Regions from separate parts of the Homo sapiens genome. Here all the other regions are linked to region 3. The links are chromatin loops, found by intact Hi-C in ENCODE. Cell type or tissue: ovary. All regions are shown on one strand.

Region 1 (8,000 bases), 860 kb after region 3:
AGCATGTGTGGAAGGGCCTGTAATTATTAATATGACATTGGCCATAATTTATCATGTCATACCACCCACTTACAGCAGCCTCATCCTATGAAATGCTAAATGCCTTTCTTATCAACACTTGATGGGAAAATGCTGTTCTGGCATCTTCCTCTAAGGGAAACAGAAATCTAACCATGTTCCTTACAGCCTAGAACTCTGTACACAAAGATCAGACTTGTTTTTCTCCCTGAAAATTTATAGGTATTTACAAGGACTCATATCCTGTTTGCTATTTAGAGGGGCAATGGAGTGAGAAAGAATTATGTAGCAAGTTTCTTTTTCTTGAGATTTGCTCAAGCTGCTCTATGACTTAAAAAAACTCAGATATTACTCCCCATTTTTATGGGCAGCTTGCTGTTTTCTATTCTTGCTTTCCTCACCGACTTTCTTGGCAAAGCTATGCTTGAGTACTCCTAGCGGGTGGCTAGATTCTCAGTGAGATGCTTCTGTCATAAAATACCCTAGAAAAGGAGGTTCAATTCATGATCCAGGGTGAAGTCCTTGTGTTTTAGTCCTATTAAATTAAAGAACCAACTTTTGCTGAGTGTTCCAAGACTGGATTCTTTCTTCCCTGTTGTCGTCAGCTCTCAGTAGGTGCAGACCTTCTGCAGAACTCCGATGGCACCCATGAAGGAAGAGGAATCCACTCTTATGGTATCAGAGCTTTATGAACCCTTTCTTAATATTAGAATGGAATCCTACAGCCAAGAGAAAACTGTGTCTCACATTCAAAGAGGCAGACATTGGAAGGAAAATATTCACCTTCTGACAAGTTTTAAAGAAACAGAAAATATTGCTTCTTTTTAAATATTTGCCTGGGTTTGATCACTTAATATTTTTTAATAGGTCACAATACTGCATTTCCAGGTAGATCGACTAAAATGCTTGGAGAATGGTTCTGTTTAATTTATTTGCCTAGTTAACTTACAGCAAACCACAAATTATTTATTTATGTATTTATTTATTTTTTGAGACAGTTTCACTCTTGTTGCCCAGGCTGGAGTGCAATGGCATGATCTTAGCTCACTGCAACTTCAGCCTCCCAGGTTCAAGTGATTCTCTTGTCTCAGCCTCCTGGGTAGCTGGGATTACAGGCATGTGCCACCACGCCTGGCTAATTTTGTTTGTATTTTTAGTAGAGATGAGGTTTCGCCATGTTGGCCACCTTGGTCTTGAACTCCTGACATCAGGTGATCCACCTGCCTCGGCCTCCCAAAGTGCTGGGATTACAGGTGTGAGCCACCTCACTGGGCCACAAATTTTTCATTTAACACAGTTGAATATGATTTCATGACTAAGGTTCTCATTGCTGAGTTATCATTCTTCAGCTGGAGAAGGGGAGAGGGAAGGTGCACTGATTCCCAAAGATCCCCTGGCATATTGTGAAGCAAGATTGAAAGATGTATCCTGGAAAAAATTCATTAGTTTGACTCTCTTTTTAACTGCATTCCTATAAATTGAGACTCTACTCATTTAAGGTGGTTATGAGAATTGAGTGGATATAATGGGATACAGAGGGTGGCACATTGCAAGCTTTGATGATAAATTATGGATGTTATGATATGTATGTACTTTCATTTGTAAGTAATGATTTTTATAAAATATTATGATACATTTCTAGGCTGACCTTGAAGGAGAATACTAACATAACTTTGGAAAACCAAAAAATGAAAAAAGGGTATCCGTTTCTCATCATGAATAGGTTTCAAATCTCGTATTTGGAGCATTTCAATTTAAGTTTGAAGAAGCAGGACTGAGGTCACATTTTTCTCCATTGGACATTCTTTCTGATGAATAAGTATTAAAACTGCTTTGAATTTGGTTTCCCCCTTAGATAAGAAATTATTTTTTCCATACAGTCTTTTCTTTGCACCTGAAGGAGCATTGAGGGTGAAAAATAGAGGCCTGTTTCCTGTTCCTAACTGGAGCCCTCCAAGGTTGTCAAACTAGAGCAACAACTTTGTGGGATTTATGCCTGGGACCTGTCAAAGTAGAATTATCATAGCAAACCCTCTCTGCTATCAATCAGAGGGGTATTGGGGATGGCAAGGGCAGGCATTTTTCAAATTTCTTTACTGTGCATATTTAGTCTTGTGCCTGGGGGAGGAAGAGCTCCTTTGAACAGTTCTTGTAGATTTCTTTTCCATCAGATGGCAGCTCACAAAACTACTTAATCTTCCCCAAAGGGCTTCTCTCATTGGCCTGCTGAGAAAAACAGCCAAGGAAGAGAGAGTGGGGGAAGACAGGGACAATCCAACAGCAAATCCTAGAAAATAACGCATTGCTTTCAGAGGACGTATGGTCTAAGTCTGGTCACACTGATATCATGACTTAGAAAAGCACACTGTCCATTGAAGGTTATCTCCCGTCGCTTCTTTTTTTTTTTTTTTTTTTTTTTTTTTTTTTTTTTTTGAGACGGAGTCTCGCTCTGTCACCCAGGCCGGACTGCGGACTGCAGTGGCGCAATCTCGGCTCACTGCAAGCTCCGCTTCCCGGGTTCACGCCATTCTCCTGCCTCAGCCTCCCGAGTAGCTGGGACTACAGGCGCCCGCCACCGCGCCCGGCTAATTTTTTGTATTTTTAGTAGAGACGGGGTTTCACCTTGTTAGCCAGGATGGTCTCGATCTCCTGACCTCATGATCCACCCGCCTCGGCCTCCCAAAGTGCTGGGATTACAGGCGTGAGCCACCGCGCCCGGCCCTCCCGTCGCTTCTAAGTATCATGTGGACATTTAGCAACAGCACAAAGCTGACAGTGCTATCATAGCGGTGTGAGTATTCTTCTGTCCTCCAGAGCCATTTCCCACATTTGTCAAGACAAAGGTTGAAGGGGACCGGACAAGGGAAATGGGTCACCCATTCATTCCCATCTGTCAGAGGTTTGCTTTGTCATGATAACATTCAAGGAGCATGTTTATCTATCCCGCTACTGGAGGTTAAGGCAAGGGTAACAAGAAGAGAAGAAACCCTGTTTGAAAAGTTTACAAATCCTGCCGTGAGGGCTGTAAACAGAGTCCAGCCGGTGGTGGAGCGTGTTAAATACTGCCACATTGATAGGGACCTGGTTCCCCGGCACTAGAAATCCACTCATGTAAACAGAGGAACTGTTGCTGTGAATCGGGTCTGTTTTGACTTAAAGTCTAAGAAACACATTGCCTTCAAAGTGAATTCTTAGGTGTCACTTCCCATAAGTTATGGCAGAAGATTACAAAGCTACTGATATAACATATTAGTTTGATGGACAGAATTATACCCCCAACGCTTCCTGCTCTCCCCAATGACGCACACTAACTTAGTGTACTGTGACAGCTGCCTTGATTTACCACCAGTCCGGGAGGCCAACCGGGAGAAGGAACGTTCACATGGACGCAGGGCCTGAGACTGGCCTGGAGCCTAGTTTATAAAGCTGCCCTGTAATTCACCACAAATGTGTCACCATTAAAAGAGGAAAAAAGGATTGCAGATAATAAATACTCTTTAATTTATTAGCTAACAACAAAGAGATCAGAGCCAGTTGTGATGTGATTGTTTGACATAATATTGTCAAGGAAAAAAAAGCTAAGTTGACCAGAGAGGTAAATTACACATTCAAGCAGATGCATCAACTCTTGGCTTGTCATAAGCCCAGCTAAACAAAACACCACACAGAGGGGAGGACTGGCCAAGAGCAGAGCCATTTATCTCTGAAAGAGACATATTCAAGAGCAAGTGAAATAAGACATAGTTCTTTTGGACTTGGTCAGAGGCCAGGTTTTAACTGTTATAAATTAAATGTTTTGTGTATAGGATTTGGCAATTCTAGTTGCCTTTGTCATGGTAGGGAGATGTTAGGTTTTTCTGCCTGTCTTAAACTCATGGTTTGGTCAGCTGGGGTGTGTGTCCTACTGCTAGATATTGGAGGATCACTACCTTTTGGTAATTAGCAGATATTGGGAAGGTTTCTGTATGTGGCTTGTGATAAAATCAGTGGCTTTAGAAAAACTTGTAATCGCCTTCGTTTTCTGCAATTCTTCCTCTACAGTTGTTGAGCAATACTCACACAGGTCACCAGGCAGGAATTCATATTGATATTAGACTCGTGGAACCTGAGGATTGGAAGAAACATTTCATCCCGCATCCCACCCAGGACATGCAGACAGTTGTGTATGAGCGGGGCAACTTCCAGGGAGGCCAGGCATCTGCCGTGTGTTATTGTAACATAGCTCAGAGTCAACCAGTGCTTTCTGGGCTTTTATTTTTATATAAGCGACTGCCCAGCAAAACTCTCCCATCCCTTGCTTGGGAAATTGAGTTTTCAGATCTAAGTGGGTACTTTTGCTTTGTTTTGCATATTATGGGTCTTTGGGTTTAGCCTATTGTTAGAACAGATTTCTGGGTTTTATTCAACAGTCTGGAGGCAAGGATAGAGTCCTGTGGGTAGGTTTAAGGACATTGATTCATGGATCAACATTTTTTTGATGTAGTTAATTGATCTGCTATGAATTGCATCTCATTTATTTTATTTGTTGCAAAGCAATATCATGGGGGATTTTTGTTAGATGTCTTATTGAAATCAATTTATAATGTTTATGGTCTCACTGATCTACCAGCTGAATAACTGTTTCTAAAAGACAGAGCTAGAAGGCAGGGAGGGAGAGAGAGAGAGAGAAAGGGAGTGGAGAAGAGAGGGGGAGAGAGAGAGAGAGAGAGAGATTGATTTGGCCTAGCTCATTCTAGGTAAAAAGATGTACTAGCTCTTAAAAGTTGCTACTATCTTTTCAACGTGCTCATATATCATATATTTAACATAATTTTTTACAATTTTAGTGTCATTATTTTTAGAATCTTCTGTTCCTCCTTTAAAAAATCAACAAAAATATTTGCCCAAATTTGCTTTTTATCTGTATTTTTTCAAATATTAGTAACATTGTTTCCATGAGCAGATCTATAAGAATTTTTTTGTTGTTGCTATTGTAAAATAAGATACTATTTGTATAGGTCTAGACACCAGGCATCTCCTATGTCTCATAAGCTCTCTAGGGCCTCATTCTTCCATTTCTTTTTTCTTTTTTACTTTTCACTCATCAGTCTAGCCCAAGGATATAATTTCATGATGGAGAAAATAATGACAAAACAAGAGCTTAGTTTTAATCATTCTGCCTTTCCTCTGTCATTTGGGATTTCTTTTTTTAACAACCATTTTCCAACAGTAGACTTATTTTCTTCCTTTGAGCATGGTTTTCATAAGTGACTTCTTAAAATCTGAATTCACTAGAATATGCCCCATACAGTTATACTAGTTTGGTTTCTTTCACTGCTTCCCTATCCTCAAGCTTCCCCAACCTTCCTTCCTTGTTGTCAATATTCATAATTATATACTCAGAATTTCACTTTTAGTAGCATCCTTCCTTCTTGAATTTCATGTCCTATTAGGATCAATATCTGTGGAAATTACTATACTATACTATACTATACCATACCATACCATACCATACCATACCATACCATACCATCCTATCCTATCCTATCCTATGCTATGCTATGCTATGCTATGCTATGCTATGCTATGCTATGCTATGCTATGCTATACTATACTATACTGAAATGCTATAGTCTCTTAAAAATAAAGCAAATCCAATCAAGAGTATTCATATATTTGTGTTCCAAAATATGCAAAGTTATCTCCAATTAGGCACGGTCACTTTCTCCTAGGGGTCTCATATCTTCCATACCACCAATCTTTTTATTTTTTAAGTTTGATCATGTTGGCATTTGTTCTGCTATATAATGTATATTATGTTGCTACTTTTTGAATATGTTCACTAAATGCACTTCTGCCTGATTTTCCTGGTTTCCAAAAAGGATTTTCCCTCTTCACCTCTTCTCCTCTCCTCTCTCTCTATTGGAAATACCTTTCTTTTCAGCAAGGTGTTCTCTTCCACTGTCACATTCTGGGCATGATTACCCACCACCGTGAGTTTAGTTCAAGTTCATTTTATTTTAGAAGTTACGACCGGTTTTATAGGAACAATGTGCCTTTATCATGTCAACTCCATGTTGAAAAACCTTTAGGGCCTCCTCCTCGCATTTGGGTTACAGCCACAAACCCTTAGCCTGGCTTCTGAGGTCCACTTAACCTTGAACTCAATGTACTTTTTTGGCCTAACCTTCCAGACTTTCCCTATTTTCACTCAGCCTTTCAAATCAACTGATCTGCTCATAGCCAGCAACATGATTTGTTCTTTTATTCGTTCACCTCTTTGGGCTTTCCCCCCAGACCTTTTCTAGTTTTCTTAATTAGAAAGTGAGTCACCAAAAAGGTCATTAAAATCAAGTCTTTCATTGCCTTTTGTTTTTTTCTCTATGAAGAATAAAATAATTTTATGGTGCAAAATGAACTTTTGAAGGCTAAGAAAGAACATAAAGTTTGGGCCAACCAAAATTAAAAGTGACTCACAATTAATACTACCAAAGAAGGCAATCTTCCGCTGTCCTTAAGTCAGCAAGGATTTATGAGAGTGCTTGATGATTGTGTGTTGCATTTCCTCTGTTGGAAATGATACCTAGAATTTTAGAAGCATAGATTCTGAAGGATGACTTCATAATAAGGATTTTAGGAGCCCACTGTTACCCATCTCAACCTTGGATGCCTGAAATACACTGACATTCCTACACATGGCTACATATCATTCTTATTATTCAGTCCACAGCCATTGCCAGGATAGATAAAAAGCAACTGTCATTTCACATCAGACCAAGCTAGGAAAGTATATCTTTCCTCAACCAAGAAGATGGAGTATGAACCAGACCACATGGCCCAGTGGATGGGAATTGATAGTGCATACAGTAGCTTTAAAGCAGCATGGAGCAAAATAGATTTAAATCATTCCGAAAGAAATAAATCCTAACAATGGATACATTGTGCTGAATGAAATGAAGCTCACAAAAGAATTGATTAGGAAGTATACCAAATGGAATAAAATGTAGCAGAAAGGCACATATTAGAGAGAATAAAATATGTTTCAGTCTGAAGGGGATTTAATTTACTAAGATACAACTGACCAGCTATAAAGCAGATGAATAACATATGTAGTCAAGTCAAATGGACATTCAATGGAAATAGGTTTATATAGATCAATGGCATCATGTGACCAGTTTCATTCTTCTAATTCTATGGCTCATTGTGTAATATCTTTAGCTCTCTCAAGAAAATCTGAGGCTTTTCCTGAATCCTGAAAGAGGGAACTCACCTTAAAGGAGTGTATGATTAATTGGAAATAGGTTATTGTTTGTTGGCTTGTCTTGGTCCAGAGAACCATAATAATTTTCTGGAATTAGAAGGATTTTACAGTAAATTGCAATAGAGTATCACAGTGAAGACTATTTAAGCACTTTTTCCTCCAATGTTAAGTTAGTTCTACTGGTCACTGTGCTGAAATACTTAGAGCCATCAATGGTCTTCATTTCTCTTTCTAGGAAACTTGGAAATTTTAGGTCAATATTGAAATTATCTTGCTGGGAATTTTCTCCCACATGCAAACATATTCATTAAACACTCTGTTGTGCTTCAGTCGGAGTCCTTTGGAGAATGTAATTCTCAACATGAATGAAGCTTATTTCCAGCGTTATTCACAGTGGCATATCAAGGGCAGGGGGGAAGACAGTGGTCTGCTCCAGGTACAGACAATGAGGGGATGCATTGTTTGTAGAAAGTTTTAAAACAATAATAAAACCAACTAAAATTTTGTGTATATTCTGTTATCACCATGAACTGGCAATTCAGGCAATTAAAGTGATAAAAATACTCATCTCTGGAAAAAAGCTGTCAATCTAAGTTCTAAGTAATTGCCAGGAGTTCTGTTGTATTTTAAAATAATGACTATTATTGTTAATATTTATTACATTTTAACACACTTAAAAGTTTATCTTTTAAGACACATCGTATTCTATATGGAGTTACTCTGGGGAACTCCTAGCTCTCCA
Region 2 (8,000 bases), 1.7 Mb after region 3:
CTGGGAAGACGCTCCTGCATACTCAAGCTTCTGTTTCACTGCCACTGTTTCCTTGGGTGGTACTGATTGGTCAGAATCTCAGATAAGCTCCAGGAGAGCAAGAACCACATTTTACCCACAGCACATGGTGGGGATTCAAATTATTGTTTGTTGAGCCAATATGTTAGAATGGGAGTTTTCCTAAGGCTGTTCTATACACTAGCTGACATTTGCCTTTGGAGTCAATGGCTAAGGTCATATAAGCTCCCACTGAGATGGGCACATATCTATCTCTGAACTGCCCCCATGTCCTCTTGTTAGAAAGGTACAAGGAGGGGAGATAGATTACTTTTCCAGCAACTGGTACCCATATTTGGAACAGTCCCTGTGGTTCTGGGGGTGACAGCAGGCCATTGTGATGCAACACCAGTACTGGCTGTGGAGACTGGAACCCTTGGGACAAGAGAATCAGATTTCCACAACTCTCACAATGTATTGACCTCTATAATGTTTTAATAAAAAGAGACACTGGACTTGGCCAGTTAGAAAGTTTCCTGGTTTAGTTTCATAGTATGATGACAGCAGCATGGAAGGAACCCCAAAGCTACCAGGAACCATTTTGCACAGCTCTGGAAAGAAGTCCAGCAGAGTGAATGACATGGTACGAAGACAGAAAACAGGGGGCAACCTAGTCTGGATGGCTGCAATTGTTCCTGAGATTCTGAATCTACCCGGCAAGGATTCACCCAATCAAAGGAGCCATTGATCAGAATCTTCAGCAATTATAATTTGAGAAATCATATTCGAATTATTTTTTAATGGAAGAAAGAATATTTGAGAGTGAAAATCTAGGCTTGAATACGACTTTTTTTTTAAGGTACACAGTTCATCTCCCACCTACATTTCTATTCTTGTTTTCAGAACAATAGCTGGAACATTTTGCTAAGTGTGTGGAAGGGAAGAGTGACAGCAGGAAAGGAGGGGAGCTTCATTCTATCAGTATTATCAGGAAATTGATTTAATATGCTTCCAAGTCTCTTTAAATAGAGCTTCAAGTTTGAAAGGGACTGAAGATATGGCTTAGAGGAATCCAAAACAGATGCCAAGAAAGAAGTGCCCATGTCCCACGCCCACCAAGACCCCTCTCATCAGGAAGGGATACCTAGCACATCACATCAGAAGACATGGCATCTAATGACAAGCGCTTTGGGTATCTACCCCTCAGCACCACGTTTCAGAAGTAGTCAAGAGGTCATTTTTCCAAAGTATTAGGGCAAGCTCATTTTTTGTTTTCCCTGTTCCCAAGAAGTTTAATGCTAATCAAAGCAGAATGCCTAATCAGTCCAAGATGTTCTGTCAACTTGAATTATCTATTTGTCTTCTTATTTACTGTATCTGTCTGTCTACAGTTCTTCATATCTTTATAAAGATCGGTTATTGGGGCCTGTGTTTCCTTCTGACTAGAATCGCTACCAGATGATCCTTCCTGGTGATATGTTGATGATTTGCTAATTTATGGCTTTTAAAATCTAGGAATCCAAAGACATTGCTGAGGGGTTCAGGCTGGGGAAGTCACGTGGCTCATGCAATGAGGGCTGAATGGCTACTTGATGAGGGATCTAAGTCTGTGTAGGATGCAAAGCTTCAGTCACATTTCGACCAGAGCCATGTCTGCAATAGAGAAATCGTAAATGACATTTTATAGGAAACACCCCTCATGAGAGCAGTCCGCCCCTTGCAGGCGAGGAAAAGTGAGAATAGCTGTTGCCCAAGACACAAGTAAACATGGAAAGAAAAGGCCTGTGGATCGGCCCAAGTCAGTATAACATGAAATCATCTCAAATCCGATTCCCAAGTGCTAGAGGCCATGCCTTCCCAGAAAGAGTCGAGAGGGAAATGGTGTTGTAGCAAGACTCTCTCAGAACCAAGAGAAGAGGTTTCAATAAGCCCTGATATTGGACTTCCCAACCACTTAGGTGGCCAAATAGTACGATGTGTAGCTCAGAAAAGCTGTGGTATAGTTGGAGATTTTTATGGATGTGTAGAAATGCATCTGTCCCCAGTGCCTGGTAGCAAGCCCTCAGTAAACACATGTGGAATGGATGGACATGAAGGCATGACTCGTGTTAATTCCTTTAAGGTAGGGTAGGCTATGGGGCCATAGATTAAATGAGTCTTTGTAAATAAATGATCCATGCTCTGGCACACTAGACAATTTAAAATTCCAAATCCTTTAGAAATCAGTCTAGAACCCTGGTGGACAAGACATGAGTGTGGTGGAGGAAATGGAGTGGAATTCCACGTTGATACAAGACAGCCAGGCAGGAGGGAATAGTGTGCGCTCTCAGGAAGGAACAAAGGTTCTGAGTGAGAAGGAGAGTCCAAATTCTGATATAAGGAAAGACACAGAGTTTAAAAATAACCCAATAATCAGGAAGCAGGGAAGATACGCAGGATGCCATCTCCCGATAAGTCAAGCAAGCACTGCTCAGGCAGGTTGGGGTCTGAGCGAGCAATCAGTTTTTAAGACTTCCTCTAGTGGAGGTAGAACTGAAGACCTATGTTTGCAAGTGGGGCTTGCATAACCTGGATTTTAAAAGCAAGAGTGTTAGCTCCCCCAGCTTAGTGGGTAATGCAAGCTGGGTCAAGGTCATTGAACAAGCGTTAGTTAGCATCTCCTCCTCTGAGGTGTCGCTTCCTTGGACTACTTTATCCAGTGTAACTAATCCCTGTTTTTCTCAGTTGCAGAATCTTAGTCTTTTCTGGTTTTGCAGCACACATTAAAAATGTGTAATTGGCATTTGCTTTAGTTGTACCCTTGCTCAGTGCTTGCAACCTCCTTGAGACTGTAAACTCCAGGAGGACAGGTTCCGAGGGTAGTTTGTTCGCCAATGAACCCTGAGCACCCAACAAAACCCAGCATCATGCCTGATGCATAACACAGAGAATGCCTGCCTGCCGAGTGAGTGAATGAACCGATGGAGAGGGGCCACAGGAATGGACAGTGAGGCAGGTCACTAACTGTGCTGGGCTGTTTTTAGTTCTTGAATTTTGTTCTCAACTATTGAATACTCAATTATTTCTTCTAAAGTATGGAATCCTCTTTAAAATATGAGCATTTACAATAAAGAAGATAATTAAGTACTCTAGTTTCATATTTAAATAGAAAAGCATGACAAACTGTCCCCATCTCTCTGAATGTAAGGCTCTTTCCAATGTGGAGACCACATCCGAGGTTGAAGGCAGACAGCCCTAACTCCCTCCAGCGGGATACAGGCTCCTGAGGGTGAATATTCCAAGTCAAAGCTATGAAACAAACACACAGAATGCACCCTGCAGAACTGGTCACGTGGGGCTCTACTGTGCCTTTCACTGATAAGGAAGAAACCACCTCCAGATACTGCTCTGTGCTGTGCGGCAGACTAACTAAGGAGTGAAAGGGAACAGGTGGTTCCATCTGCAAGGGTATAGAAGGCTCTGCAGGTGAGATCTGCCCAGCAGGGAAGTCCAAGTTTAGCAGATCACTACAATTCTCCATGGAACTACCTTTAAAGGATGGAGCCAGGAAGGGGAAGAAAATGTTGAAATCCACAAAAAAGGCACAATTCTCACTTTAGGTGTGGTTCATCTGTCTGTCCTTGAGAGCCTTTCATTGCTAGAAGTGTTCAAGAGGGAATTAGAATTCTAGTCTAACCAAATGGGAAAAATAAAGGAAGGAATGGTTTTGTCCCCTCTCCATCTTTTTCCCCTCAATCCTGGGGCCAGGACCCTTAGGGGTAGTGGGTGGGCAGGAGGGGAGAGGAGACAGCCCCAAAGTGAAGCTCATGCCTTTCTCTTCCTCTCCATCATGAGCACGGTACTCTGGCTCCCCTTATACGGAAAGGTGGAGGAAGATACAAACAATAGGAGATCACTGAGTTTAGAGCAGAATGGAGTCTCAAGAGATGACATGGAGAGGCAGCAGGACGCAGGGAAGCAGGCTGTCCAGGTTCAAACCCCAGCCCAACTCTTTACTAGCTGCGTGATGTCAGGCAAGTTACTTAACCTCCCTGTTCCTCAGTTTCTTCACTCATTCCAAATGGAGATGATGGTAATACCTTTCTCACAGGATCAATGTGAGGATTCTGAAATATGCAAATATTTGTAGGTATTACTATTGCCAGAGAAGGCAGTCCTGGGGCTTTAGGCTGCACTGATTCACATTCTCATTTCAGGAAGTGTGTGGCACTCCTGTCTCTATAGGCAAATGTTCCAAGAGAAGCCACAGCATTTAAGTTTCACAGGCAGCTTTCTTGAATTGGAGCAAGAGACGGGTTAGTCCATGACAACTATTCCCCAAACCAGAATGGCGGCTCAGCAGCTTCATCCTGAGGACCTTCCTTCAAGTTAATTACACTCACTTTCCTCTCCCACCTTGGCTACATCTAGTCTTTCATGACTCATTCCCCTCTCGTGTGCCCTGTCAGCATTTGGCTACCAGGAATCAGTAGAATAATCCAAACCCATCCCATTCTCTCTGTCCCAAACACCTGGGCCTAGGATTGCCTCAAACTTGAGTCACTCAAGTCCCAACATGGGAAACACAAGGTCTGGGTGGCTCCCGGCTGGACTCCCTCTAACAAGGGGGTTACAGCAGATGGATTCCTCTCTGTGACTGATTATTTTCCATGGCCCTTGGCCATGTGACCTTGGACCACGATCTTGTCAGTTCTCATAAACTAACCAGGAGTGGAATGAATCACACTCAGGGAGGAGACCTCTGGGGGAAACTGCAAGGGGCTGTGAGAGGGAGGAGAGAGCTGGGGATCCCAAAGGCCATGGGAGCGTCACCAGCCCTCAGGCCTTCCCTGTCTCTAAGCAGCTTTGACCTTACACAAAGGAAAGGAGGAGGAGGCAGTGGCCTTGGGAGGCAGGCTGGGCTGCAGGAGGGCTCCCTTATGAATAAGATTTAGGGTATCAGCCCAAGAGCCCAGAGAGCTCTAATCCCTCCAACTCAGAGAGATTACCTGCCTCAGCTACTCACTGAACCCTTGGTTGTGGACACCCAAACCCCTATTCTTAGATGCTCCAATCCATCATAACATACATGAAATAGCCAACACACACGCACATGTGCACAATTACCCATACCTACTGCAGGGACTGGGTATCCTTCAGGAGGTGATGAAAATGTTGGGTAAGGCACTCTAGGCCCTTGAAATAGTGTTGATGGTGAAGAGGCTTTGAGAATGCTACTTGAAATGTTTATATTATGCCAAACACATTGATTAAAACTGAAAATGAAATGCCAATGAAATCTTCATATTCTCAAATATCCTGAATTTGGGTGTTGTACAAACAAAACCCTGATCTTCTCTGCCTAAATTTTGTACTTTAAATAATCTTTGAATTTCAAAGTTTTATGTCTCTGTAGCTTTAGATCATGAGTTACCTTGAGTTCTCTGACAAGTTAATATATTGTTAGAGAAATCATTTCTGAATAAAATATGCACAAGTAAACAAATCCCTTAACTATGTATACATTCTAATTTCTTTCTGGGCATTTATTTGATTGGGTCCTGGGGAGCAGAGAACATGTATGTGTGTGTCCATGGGCAGAGCACATGGACTTATGCATACACAAAAACTCAGAGCACAGCACACTGTTTTAAGAGTCTGAACTTTATCTTTCAACAAAGTTTAGCTGCTTTCCTTTTGCAAATGCATTTAATTTTATCTGGAAACTTTTTGACGTTAGAAATAGAACAACTGTAGTTTCTCATTATGTTTGCTGCCAGAATCCATGCTTGGTTGCTCAACTAAAGACCTTATATTGCTAATTACTACCACATGCCCATATCCCAAGCGAAAGAAAACTTATTGATTCTGACAGCCCATTCTCTCAACACTGAATTCCAAATGAAAACTCAAAATTTGGCCAAACATAACATTTCATCAATCTTGTTTTACTGACTGGAAAAACAACATCAAACAAAGGGTGCTAATGGCCCTTTATTACCGTGCCTTTCCCAAGCTTATATTTTCTGATGAAAGATCTAAGTGACCAAAGGCCTTCTTTAAACTACTTAGTAATTAGCTTTTGAACCAGGAAACAATGCATAAAGTAGTGAACAGGCCCGGTGCTGATGACAGGACGGACTCTGTGTCTGCAGGGTCAGGAACAGTGGGGACCCAAAAAGAACATTAAAAGCAAAGTGCATTTTCATAAACGGAGAAGAAAAAAAAGAGAAAGAGAGAGAGAGAGAGAAAACCAGGCTAAAAGCGGTGATAAAAGATTACAGAGCCAGAACAGAGTGGCAGGAAGTCTGTGATCTGAAGTCATCAGCACCTGAAAGTTTGAGTGGAACTGCCAGGGTGAAAGATGACCGGATCGGACTGGGGGCAGTGAGTGAGTGCCGGGCTGAGAGCCCCATCTGGGTCAGCTGGCACCGAAAGCTGCCGGCCTCCAGCCCACCCACCAGCTCACCCACATTTGACTAGGAAAATTATTTCATTAAAAAAAAAAAATCACCTGGAATGAAAGTCAAGAAATATTTTCAACTTAGCCTTCAGGGCAATTGATTTTATTGACTTCTTGGGGCAGTGATTGGGAAATGCTGGCGGAGACGTCAGAAGATAGGGAGGCCATAAAGAGAGCCCCAGGCCCTCAGAATGCCTTCTGCTTTATGGAGACCTGTCCACACCTTCAAGGCAAAATGAATTGAGATGCTGTTTTCCTCTTGGCATGGGATACATGACCACTGGGAATCTTTGGACTTACTTGGCCTTTTGGATCCAACCAATGGCCCAGAAATCAGAACAGCTTGGTTCTAACCTCATCCAGGGCTGTTAAGATAATATTGAGGGGAGGGCTCCATTAGAGGGAAGATGGAGGGATGTGCTGCCTCCCGGAAAAGACGCCAACTGGCCTCCTCTGGCCCACTGTCCTTTGTGCCTTTGAAAGGAAACGGGTGTCCTGTGGGTAGTTCAAGAAAATGAGCCCTTTTGTCCACCTCCTCATTTCCTGTGCAGAGGCCTGGACACCTGAGCTCAGGAAGCACTGGACTCACTGACCAAAGGGGAGGGTCCACTCTGTCCCACACGGCTGACTGTCAAAAAGAGAAGGCAGCAGTGGAGGGAAATACAATGCTCCCAGTCTGATTTTATTTCCTCTTAAAAAAACAAAAGAAGCTCTTTAAGAGTTCATTTGAAACAGAACGAGAAGGGAAAACAAAACAAAACAAAACAGTTCCATGATAGGAACGTCCATGACTGGGAAGAGGCATGAGTGATGAAAGTTTTCTGTGTCCTGATCCGGATGGTAGGATGATAGTGACTGGGTGTGTACATAGGTACAAGTTCCTCACTTTATATGTTAAAGATGTGTACATTTAACTCTATGTAAGTTATACCTCAAAACCAAAAACAAACAAAGGTGACTACTCCAGAAAAAGCTTTAAAAAAATAAATAAAGGATGGCTGCTGCCAGCCCCCTCTCCCCCATGGCATTCTCCTCTTGAGGTTGTAAGGTACTGCCCTCTACTTAGGAAAAAACCTTGGGGTCTCTATTGAACCTGCACATTGATATCGAGAGTGATAAAGTGATCTGAGCACACACTAAAATAGTTCCCGAGAAGAAAGCATTCACATTTGGGAAGCCAAACAAAAGATTTGGCAGGAATAGCATGTAGTACCCTAAACTACCAGAAATATACTATTTCTTGCCCGGAAGGAATTTCAGCTGAGTAATGAGTCCCTTTGAGGATAAGATCGGTGCCTCCTGGATGAAGAGGAGAACTGGGTTCCCAGTGGCCGCAGTGCCTTTGCAGTAGGCCAGATGACCTGGATCTGCCACCCAAGGACTTCTCTGCCAGAGTCTTATCCTGTGTTCTTGCTACACACAAACCACCATAGGAGGGCATCATACTAGTTTGAGGGACCAGAATTTTATCACATAGCCAGATGATGGAAGAATGAACGAGTTTTGTTTACTTGTTAGGGGTCAGAAGAGAAAATATGGGCCCAGTTATAAATGGACTCCT
Region 3 (8,000 bases):
GTGCAGGCTGAGGAGCGGTGTGGTATCCAGGAAGACCTATTCAAAGGGAGAGGGTCCCTTTTACCTCTTGTTCCTCTTCCTGTGGTTTGGAATGAGCTGATGGTGCCTGAGCTCAAGCAGCCATCTCGGACTCAGAGATGACGTAAGGATGAAAGCTTCCTGGGTTGGCAGAACTGAAGACAGAAGGACCCTAGGTTCTTGGTGACCGAGGGCTCCCCCAAGCCTGGACTGCCCACCTCTAGTCTGGGAGAATATCTATCTTCCATAAGCCACTATTTAGGAGTCTTTGTTATTGTCAGCAAATGCTATTTCCAGCTGATGCATGGAAGCTCCCCTGGCCCTGAGTTTTGAGCTTCAGGCAAAGACATTCAAAGTTCCTCTAAGGCCACTGCTACTTTTTCTCCTACCCTCCCTTCTTTGGAAGCATAATTTTATCCAAGAGTTCCCGATTCATGCACATTTGTCCTCCTTCTGTCTTTTGTTTTTTTTTCTTTCCTCTGCTTTCTCCTCTCTCCCTCCCTCTCTTCTTTCCTTCCTTTTCCTTCCCTCCTTCTAATATTTATTGAGCACCTACTATGTTCCAGGTACCGTGCTAGCTGCCATGATTAGAAGTAGGTATAGGAGATAATCCCTTCTCCCCAGTAACCCAGAATCCAGGCTTTCTGGACAACATAAAGAGAATATGATGGCAGGATAGATCAAAGGAAAGGACATTAAATCCGATAAAAAGGGCCTGGGGCGTTCCAGAAGGAGGTCACACTTGGCCTGAGATCTAAAGTAGAACTTTTGTGTTGCTGGTAATGAGGAAAAGAGGGTGGAGGACAAAATCCCAGGCACAGGGACCAGCACAGTGTTACTTTATTCGGCTTCATCACCTGTAAAATGGGGACAGTAATAGTAACATGAATAAGTGAATGGATGGACTAGTAAGTGTGCAGTTCATGCTACTTTTTAATATTATTCTTGTTGGCAATGTGCTGTTCACCCTGGTAGGCACAGCCCTGTATCAGTTTTGGAGACAAGCTTCACAGAGGACATGTGACTTACTTGTCCATGGTCACACAACTATAAAAAGGCACTGCTCAAACCCAAGTGTCCTGGTCCCTGGTACAGTGACCTTTATATCTTTACCCTCTGCCTTTGCATTAAGTGCTGAGGGAATGCAAAGTGAGGGAAAGATCGGTGTGTGGTGGGGGGAAAATCTAGAGGGCTTCCTGGAAGAGGAGATTTTTGAGAGCATTTTGGTAGAAAGGGAAAAAGGAAGGCATTCCAGGGAAGGAGTGTATGATGGGTGCCATCCATCAGGGTGTTGGAGGATGGGCTGGGGGGCTAGCTGGCTGGCAGAGGATTTGAACTCTGAAGATTGGTGAGACACGAGGTAGAGCAGGCAAACAGGCAAAATCAGAGGATGAACCATGATTACAGGCACCCTGATGGCCAGATTGTGGAGTGAAGCTCTAAGCCAGTGGGCCACAGGGAGCCACAGGAAGTTCTTGAGCAAGAAGGCTGGTCAAAATGAAATGAGACTTTGGGGAGAAAGGAAAGAAAGAAACAAACTTGTCTTTACTAAGAACCAGTATGAACTAGGCAGTAGGTTGGCCATTTTCAAATTTATTACTTAATTTGAGCCTCACTACAGCCCCATTAGGTTGGTATCAATGTCCCCATTTCATAGATGAGAAAACTGAGGTCAAGAGAGACTCAGCCTTAGATATGAGTCAGTGGTGGAGCTAAAAGATAGGTTAGACTGAACCTAAATCTGTGCTTTTTCCACTGCACCATGTGGCTTTATGCTGGTCTCACTCTAGGAATATTTCTTGTACTGTGAGTGTCCCAACTAAGGCATTTCCTAGCCAGGGCTAGAGTCTTTTAATAGCCCAGATACCCCCTGGGCTCACTCTGGGTCACACTGGGCATAGAGGCCTTAGTACCTTCGGGAGTTTTGGGGACTCCCAGCATGGGGTAGGATTAAGTGCTTGGCTTCCAGGTCTGAAAGAAGTAGGTTCAAATCCCAGCTATACTGTGCATGAACTGGAGAGTAATATGCTTTAGTTCACAGAGCCTCAACCCAGGTGGGGCAGCGGGATGAGCCCTGGATTGGGAGCCAACCCAAGCATAGGTTGAAACCCTAGCTGGAAGTGACAGGCACTGAGGAGGTGAAATGGTGTCTTTATTATTTCAAAATAATGAGTTGGAGGGGGTAGCGAGGAAATAAGGTTGCCCATGAGGTGATCATTGTTGAGGCTGGGTGATGGGTTTATGGGGGTTCATTACACTATTCATTCTACTGCTCTGTTTGAAAAATCTCCATTAATAAATAGGCTGGGCATAGTGGCTCACGCCTGTAATCCCAGCACTTTAAGAGGCTAAGGTGGGAGTCACTTGAGGTCAGGAGTTTGAGACCAGCCTGGCCAACATGGTGAAACCCTGTCTTTACTAAAACTACAAAAAATTTAGCTGGGCATGGTGGTGCACGTCTGTAATTTTAGCTACTCAGGAGACTGAGGTGGGAGAATCACTTGAACCCGGGAGGCAGAGGTTGCAATGAGCTGAGATCAAGCCACAGCACTCCAGCCTGGGTGACAGAGCGAGACTCTGTCTCAAAAAAAATAAAATAAAACAAAAAGAAAAAAGAAAAAAGAAAATCCCCATTAAAAAATAAAATAATAACAATAACACCAAAAACCTTTTTGAAAACCCAGCTACGTTCACCACACCCTCCTCTAGCTGGAACAGCATCTCTGGCTCCCAGGCACTGTTCTGCTTTAAAACTTCATCAGGCAAGAGCAGCCAAGGTGAGAATCCCTGCTTATAGCCATCTCTCACTAGCTGTGTACCTCAAGCCACTGTCTTTCCGCTGCTGAGCCTCAGTCTCCTCATCTGAAAAACGAGGTGAAGATTCTTTTAAGTTCAGGGGTACAAGTGCAGGTTTGTTACATGGGTAAACTTGTGTCATGGAGGTGTGTTGTACAGATTATTTCATCATCCAGGTATTAAGTCTAGTAATGGGGTGAAGATTCTAATGACCTCATGGAACTGTTGTGAAGTGTAAGTGGGATGATACAGGATCCCATGGGCTGGGCATAGCCCGTGACAGATGTGAGCAGGTCAGCCTGGGTTTTCCAGTCACTCTAAGCACCACCAGGCTGCTAGCCACATTCGGTGAGGAACCCTAAGCCAATACGTGCAGCAGAGGCCAGCCGATGACCTGACAGGGGATAAGTCCCACCTTCTGGGCAACTTTTACGAGTCTTCTGTGTAAGTACTGTGTGCTAACCGATTGCGCTGCTGGAGCTGCAGCCTTATGAGTTTTCTAAATCACAAGAAGTTCATCACCTAGTGGGGCTTTTTTATCTGCCTTTCCTCACTGCTTAAAGACCAAGCCCACATCTTTCCTTCTCCTGTCTGCTGTCGGAGCATAAGTGTGTGCCACACGTGACCAGGTGTGGCAGAGTCAGAGCAGGGGGTGGCTTCTGTGGAAGTAGGAGTGAAAGTGTGGAAACAAGTGAGTGCGTGTGTTGACAGGCATCTGCATTTGTGTTAGTTGTGCTTACTCAGAGGTCCACAGGCTTGTGGCAGATTTCAGAAGCTGGTCCTTCTTCAGCAGCTCTCTCGGAGGCACACCTCCCTGATCTGCATCTATGCGGAGTTACCCAGCACAAGGACACCAGGGTCGCTGTGTCACCACCAGAGGCACAGGTAGGGGGATAAGATTGGATGGTGGGGGAAAGGCCTGGGCCTTATCCGCCAGCCCTGCCACTGGCCTCCAGGACTTAGCCTCGGTTTCTCAAACTGTGTCAGGGACGAGTAAATGGGATGAGCAGCCCTTGGCAAGGAGTGGGCGCTAGGAAATCATCAGTGAAGGAGGGAGTGAATGAATGCAGGCCTGTGTGGCGACTGCTTCAGCATGGCAGACAAGGTGACGTATCAGAGCCTTGAGGGTGGGAGCTCCCCAGGTTGGGAAGGGACAGACACGTGGGCCAATCCTCTGGACAGGAATAGAGAACGAGGAGGAAACAAGCGCAGAAGCTGGAGCGGGTGGAGAAGAGCAGGGGAGACGGTTCGCAGCAGGAGAAAAGAAGCGAGGAGTCACAGGGAGGGGCCTCCTGGACACCGCTCCCAAAGCCACGCGAAAGTGGAAGCGCGGGGCCTCGGGATGCCCATCCAGCCGGCTGCCCGCGCGCTGGCCGGGGTTCCAGGACTCCTTCCTGCTCCGCCGGGCTCTGCAGCGCCGCCTGGTGGACACGCGGCGCTCCGCCCGGGCTCCAGCCGCCAGCCGGCGCGCCGGGGATCCCGCGGCTGTTCGGGAAAAAGCTGGAGAGAGTCGGGGGGCGCGCCTTGGGGAGGGGCATTTGTCCCTCCGAGGAGGCTCGCACCTCGGCCTGGACACGCAGCAGATACTGGCACCCACCCTTCACTTACCGCGCGCCCGGGGTGACTCGGATCCGTCCAACACGTCGGGGAATCCTTTCTGTCCTCACCCCCGGGCGCCCCAGCGCCGGAACGCTGCTGCCTCTGTGTAGCTGCTCCCGGAAGGAGTTTCATCAAACTTTTAAGGGGCTTTGGTTTTGGGTTGTGTTGATAAAATACCAAGAAGGGGCATGAAGGCACGAACGTCCCGGGTTCGTCTCCCTGCTGGTCCCAAGCCTGAATCCCAGGGCGGGGGAATGTCTAGGTCCTTCCGGGCCGGCAAGGTGTGGTCGCTCAGGGACCCCTGTCCGAAGACGCTAGGGAAAAGAGGCACAGCCTGTGGGTCGCAGTGGCCAGGAGCGCGTGGCCGCTGCTGGTGAGAGAGTGGTAGACGCCTGGCTTTCAGGTCCTGAGCTGCGGGCACCGGAGCGTGGGACCCCGGCTGCAGCACCGCCACGCGCTCCCGCCCTCCCACCTGCAGGGCGGGGGATGTCTGTCCAAGAGGCCGGGGCGACAAGCCCGCCGGCCAGGATTCTCAAGGAACCAGGCCCAGCTCAGCCTCTCTCGGCGGGACCAGAGTGGGACCGGGGCCGCGGCGTCCGAAGACGCTGCGGGCCAGGGGTCCTCCTCGGCGCCAGCTCCGTTTCCTGGGGTCTCGCGACGTCCGGACATCAGGGTCGGGGGTGTGGAGACGGCGGCGGAGCCAGAGTCCCCACCAAGTCAGTTCCAGGAGGCGGCCCGCGCGCTTCCCGCAGTGTCCGGGAGGTCGCTGGGGGTGGCTTTGCGTGCAACCCGGGTAAAGGCCCTGCAGCCGTGAGGCTGGCGCTGGGAGGAGGGTGGAAAATCTCAAAGTCACCAATCCCGGTGCAAATGGCGGCAGGGGCCGCGGGCTGTCGGACGCAGGCGAGAGGCCAAAGGCTGACTTCGCGCGGCCGTGAGTCCCCAGAGGCAACAGGGGTACCTGAGCGCCGAGGGGATCCCGAGACTCGGAGAAACCGGAAGAGCCTGACCCCAGGGAGCGGAGAGTTTGGGGTGCGCTCTCAGAGCTGTGACTCCACGGTCCCGGAATCCTTGGAAAGGGCGCTCTGGGCTCAGAGCTCCCAACTAGCCGGAGGACCTGGGCTAGCGCCCAGGCCTGGAGCGTCTGGGAGGGGGCGCTGGGTCTCGGCCCCCCTCCCCCCAAAAGGGACTGAGACTTTTTTCTGCGTGCTTCCTTCGGCGCTTCGGGCAGCTCTGTCCTGCGGCCCAAGCTGGGGAGAAGACAGCGGCCCGCGCCACAGGGAGCTGCGCCCGGACCCAGACTCCCGCCGCGCTTCTGCAGAGCGGAGCCCTAGGTGCCCACCTGGTAGCCCCAGAAAGGCCGGACCTGGGCGCCGGGACGCTCGCGGGGCCGCACTTGGAGGGGCTTTCCGGGTCCTGGCCGGGCGGGCTCTCCTGCGGCGCGGAATGGAATAGAGCGCCGGCTGCAGAGCCACCCGGACGGGGAAAAGCAGCGGTGGCGCCGGCCAGCCCCGGGTCCCGACTCTGGAGGGAGGAAGGAGCGGGCGGGTGGGGGTGGGGGTGAGGGCGAGGGTTGCGGGGAGCGTTTAGAAGGCCCTGGGCAGCCAGAAGAAGAAAAGAGGACGCACTCTCCCCTAGGGACCAGAGGGTCCCTGCGTACTCCCCCCAGGCCCGGGACACAGGTTCCCCCAGCGCCCCTCCGCCTCCCAGTCTATTCGGCTTGCCCCAGCGCGCTGCCCCACGTCCCCGAGGCCCCGGCCCAGGCCCAGCCGGCGAGTCCCGGCCTGCTCCACTCTGCACAAAACGAAACCCAAATGCCCAAAAAGCTCAGGAGGGAAATTTAACAAAAACCCTGTCCCCCGCCCCACACCCCCTTTCACTTTTAACAAGCCAGCTGCCAAGAGAAAATTGAAATAAAAACGAAATGATAGATAGCGGAGGACACTATTTTCCAAATGGTGAAATATCCTCTAAAAATATGTTCCCCAAGGCCAACTTCGCGGCTGGTAGCCCCTTCCGACGCCTTTGCCTCCCAGAAAATCACAACAAAGCGATCGGAAATTCAGCCACGGTCCCGGGAAGAAGGAGTAGCAGTGAGGCCCCGGAACCCACTGCGGCCGAAACTGCCATGCTCTCTTTAACCAAAATAAAAAAGATAAGAAGAAGAAGTAAAACCCTTTAATACATCAAATATACGGAATTTTAATCTTTAAAGCGATACATTGTCTATTATTTTAGTACATGACGTAAACCTTGTCCCCTTCTCAGCGGGTGGACTTAAAAATTAAAAATAGTTAAGTGTTCCTTTTAAAGAACAAAATAAGGCAAATGAGGTTTTGGAATAGAATTTTTTCTTTTTCTTTTTTTTTTTGTTGTTTTCTTCCAGAATACATACAAAAAAATACCCATTCTCTTCGATGGTATACACCTTAAAAATAATTGCAATTTGAAATCAGAGCTGACAAATTGTGACTTTTTTTTTCATTTTTTTTGTAACAAACATGCATGTAAATTTGTGTTTCAATCAGACATTAAATAACGTACAATACAATCATAGCAATTTTAAAGTAACATTAAAGAGAAGACCTCTAGTTCTGTGGCGGTTTTGCTTTTATTTATAATCTACAAGGGATGGGAGGGTTTGTTTTCCACATTTTTACCCTCAAGTTTTAAAATTTTTCCCACCTCCTTTTTACCTACAGAGCTCAAACTAAATAATGCACTTTTGAACCACCGGTCCGCTTGGAGCTAACATAAATAAATACCAGTGTCCACCGATGCAGTCCTCAGATGAACACTTTCTCAATTATTTTTTCCTTTTTTTTTCTATAAAAAGTCAAATGATATTTTTTCAACTTTTATAAAGTTTGGGTGGGGAGGTGAAAGTGGGGAGAAGGGGAGTGTCCCACCGGGTCTCGGTCGCTGCTGTCGGGTAGATAGATACGGTATACATTTCTTTCCTTTCGTGGCCCGAGTCCTCCCCACGCGCGGGTGTCAGCAGCCTGGGCCGTGATCCCGCCTCTCCCTGGACTCCTCCCCTCCCCCTCTCCCTCCTCTCCCTCGCTCGCCCTCCCGGCCGCCCTCACTGATACCCCAGCGCCGAGGCGGTGGTCAGTCTCTGTCCGTAGAGGGCGTAGGGGGAGTAGTACGGTCCGGTGGCGGCGGGCACCGGCACGGGGGCGCCAGGCGTGGGAAGCGGGCTCTTGGAGTAGGGGTGGTAGCGGCTGCTGAGTCCCAGCGCGTGGTGGGGGCTGCGCAGCGCCAGCGTCCCAGGGCTGCCCGGTGCGCCCGAGGTGGGGATGTGCATGTGGCAAGCCATGGCGGCCGCGGCAGCGCTGGCCAGAGACGACGAGCTGGGGTAGCCCGACAGCAGTTTGTCTGTCCCGGGAAATGCCGTATGGGTCCGCAAGTGGCTCAGCAGCTCTTCGGACGTGGCGAAGCGCTTGTCGCACGGCCCGTTGGCCGACACCCAGTTGCAGATGTGGGGGAGTGGGTCGTTAGGGAGCATAAAGCCGTAGGGGTAGAGGGGGTGGCCGGCCAGGGAGGGCGGTGTGGCGCCAGCAGCCGCGGCGGCCGTTAGCGAGGAGTGC

What was found. Hi-C counts contacts between places; a loop is a spot of excess contacts. Peaks named below come from ENCODE experiments on the same cell type or tissue, not always from the same donor. Only the 100,000 strongest peaks of a DNase experiment are listed, where the experiment ranks them.
Region 1: a loop joins it to region 3, with 5 times the contacts of the local background. A loop is called at or near these places in 4 of 110 quality-filtered maps.
Region 2: a loop joins it to region 3, with 6 times the contacts of the local background. A loop is called at or near these places in 16 of 110 quality-filtered maps.

What each region holds. Positions count from the first base shown.
Region 1 is chr10:76,248,813-76,256,812 of GRCh38, forward strand. All of the region lies in intron 5 of LRMDA (leucine rich melanocyte differentiation associated), which reads left to right. Among named protein-coding and RNA genes, the nearest start is that of KCNMA1-AS1, 640 kb to the right of the region's middle. RefSeq lists a silencer at 3,159-3,453. In ovary, no CTCF peak of the experiment used is centred here; DNase peaks (open chromatin) are centred at 3,089, 3,379, 3,699 and 4,199; H3K27ac peaks cover 5,232 bases.
Region 2 is chr10:77,100,065-77,108,064 of GRCh38, forward strand. The region is part of intron 9 of KCNMA1 (potassium calcium-activated channel subfamily M alpha 1); the gene reads right to left. Among named protein-coding and RNA genes, the nearest start is that of KCNMA1-AS2, 37 kb to the right of the region's middle. In ovary, no CTCF peak of the experiment used is centred here; a DNase peak (open chromatin) is centred at 4,567.
Region 3 is chr10:75,391,257-75,399,256 of GRCh38, forward strand. It overlaps ZNF503 (zinc finger protein 503), which reads right to left. Exons shown (of 2, transcript NM_032772.6): 2 at 6,574-8,000. The coding sequence ends at 7,493. LOC124902461 reads left to right here. Exons shown (of 1, transcript XM_047426122.1): 1 at 1-7,001. The coding sequence starts at 4,900. The coding sequence ends at 5,865. Among named protein-coding and RNA genes, the nearest start is that of ZNF503-AS2, 6.3 kb to the right of the region's middle. In ovary, a CTCF peak has its summit at 4,226 (motif pointing left); DNase peaks (open chromatin) are centred at 4,375, 4,770, 5,810, 6,460 and 3 weaker places; H3K4me3 peaks cover 3,091 bases; H3K27ac peaks cover 2,899 bases.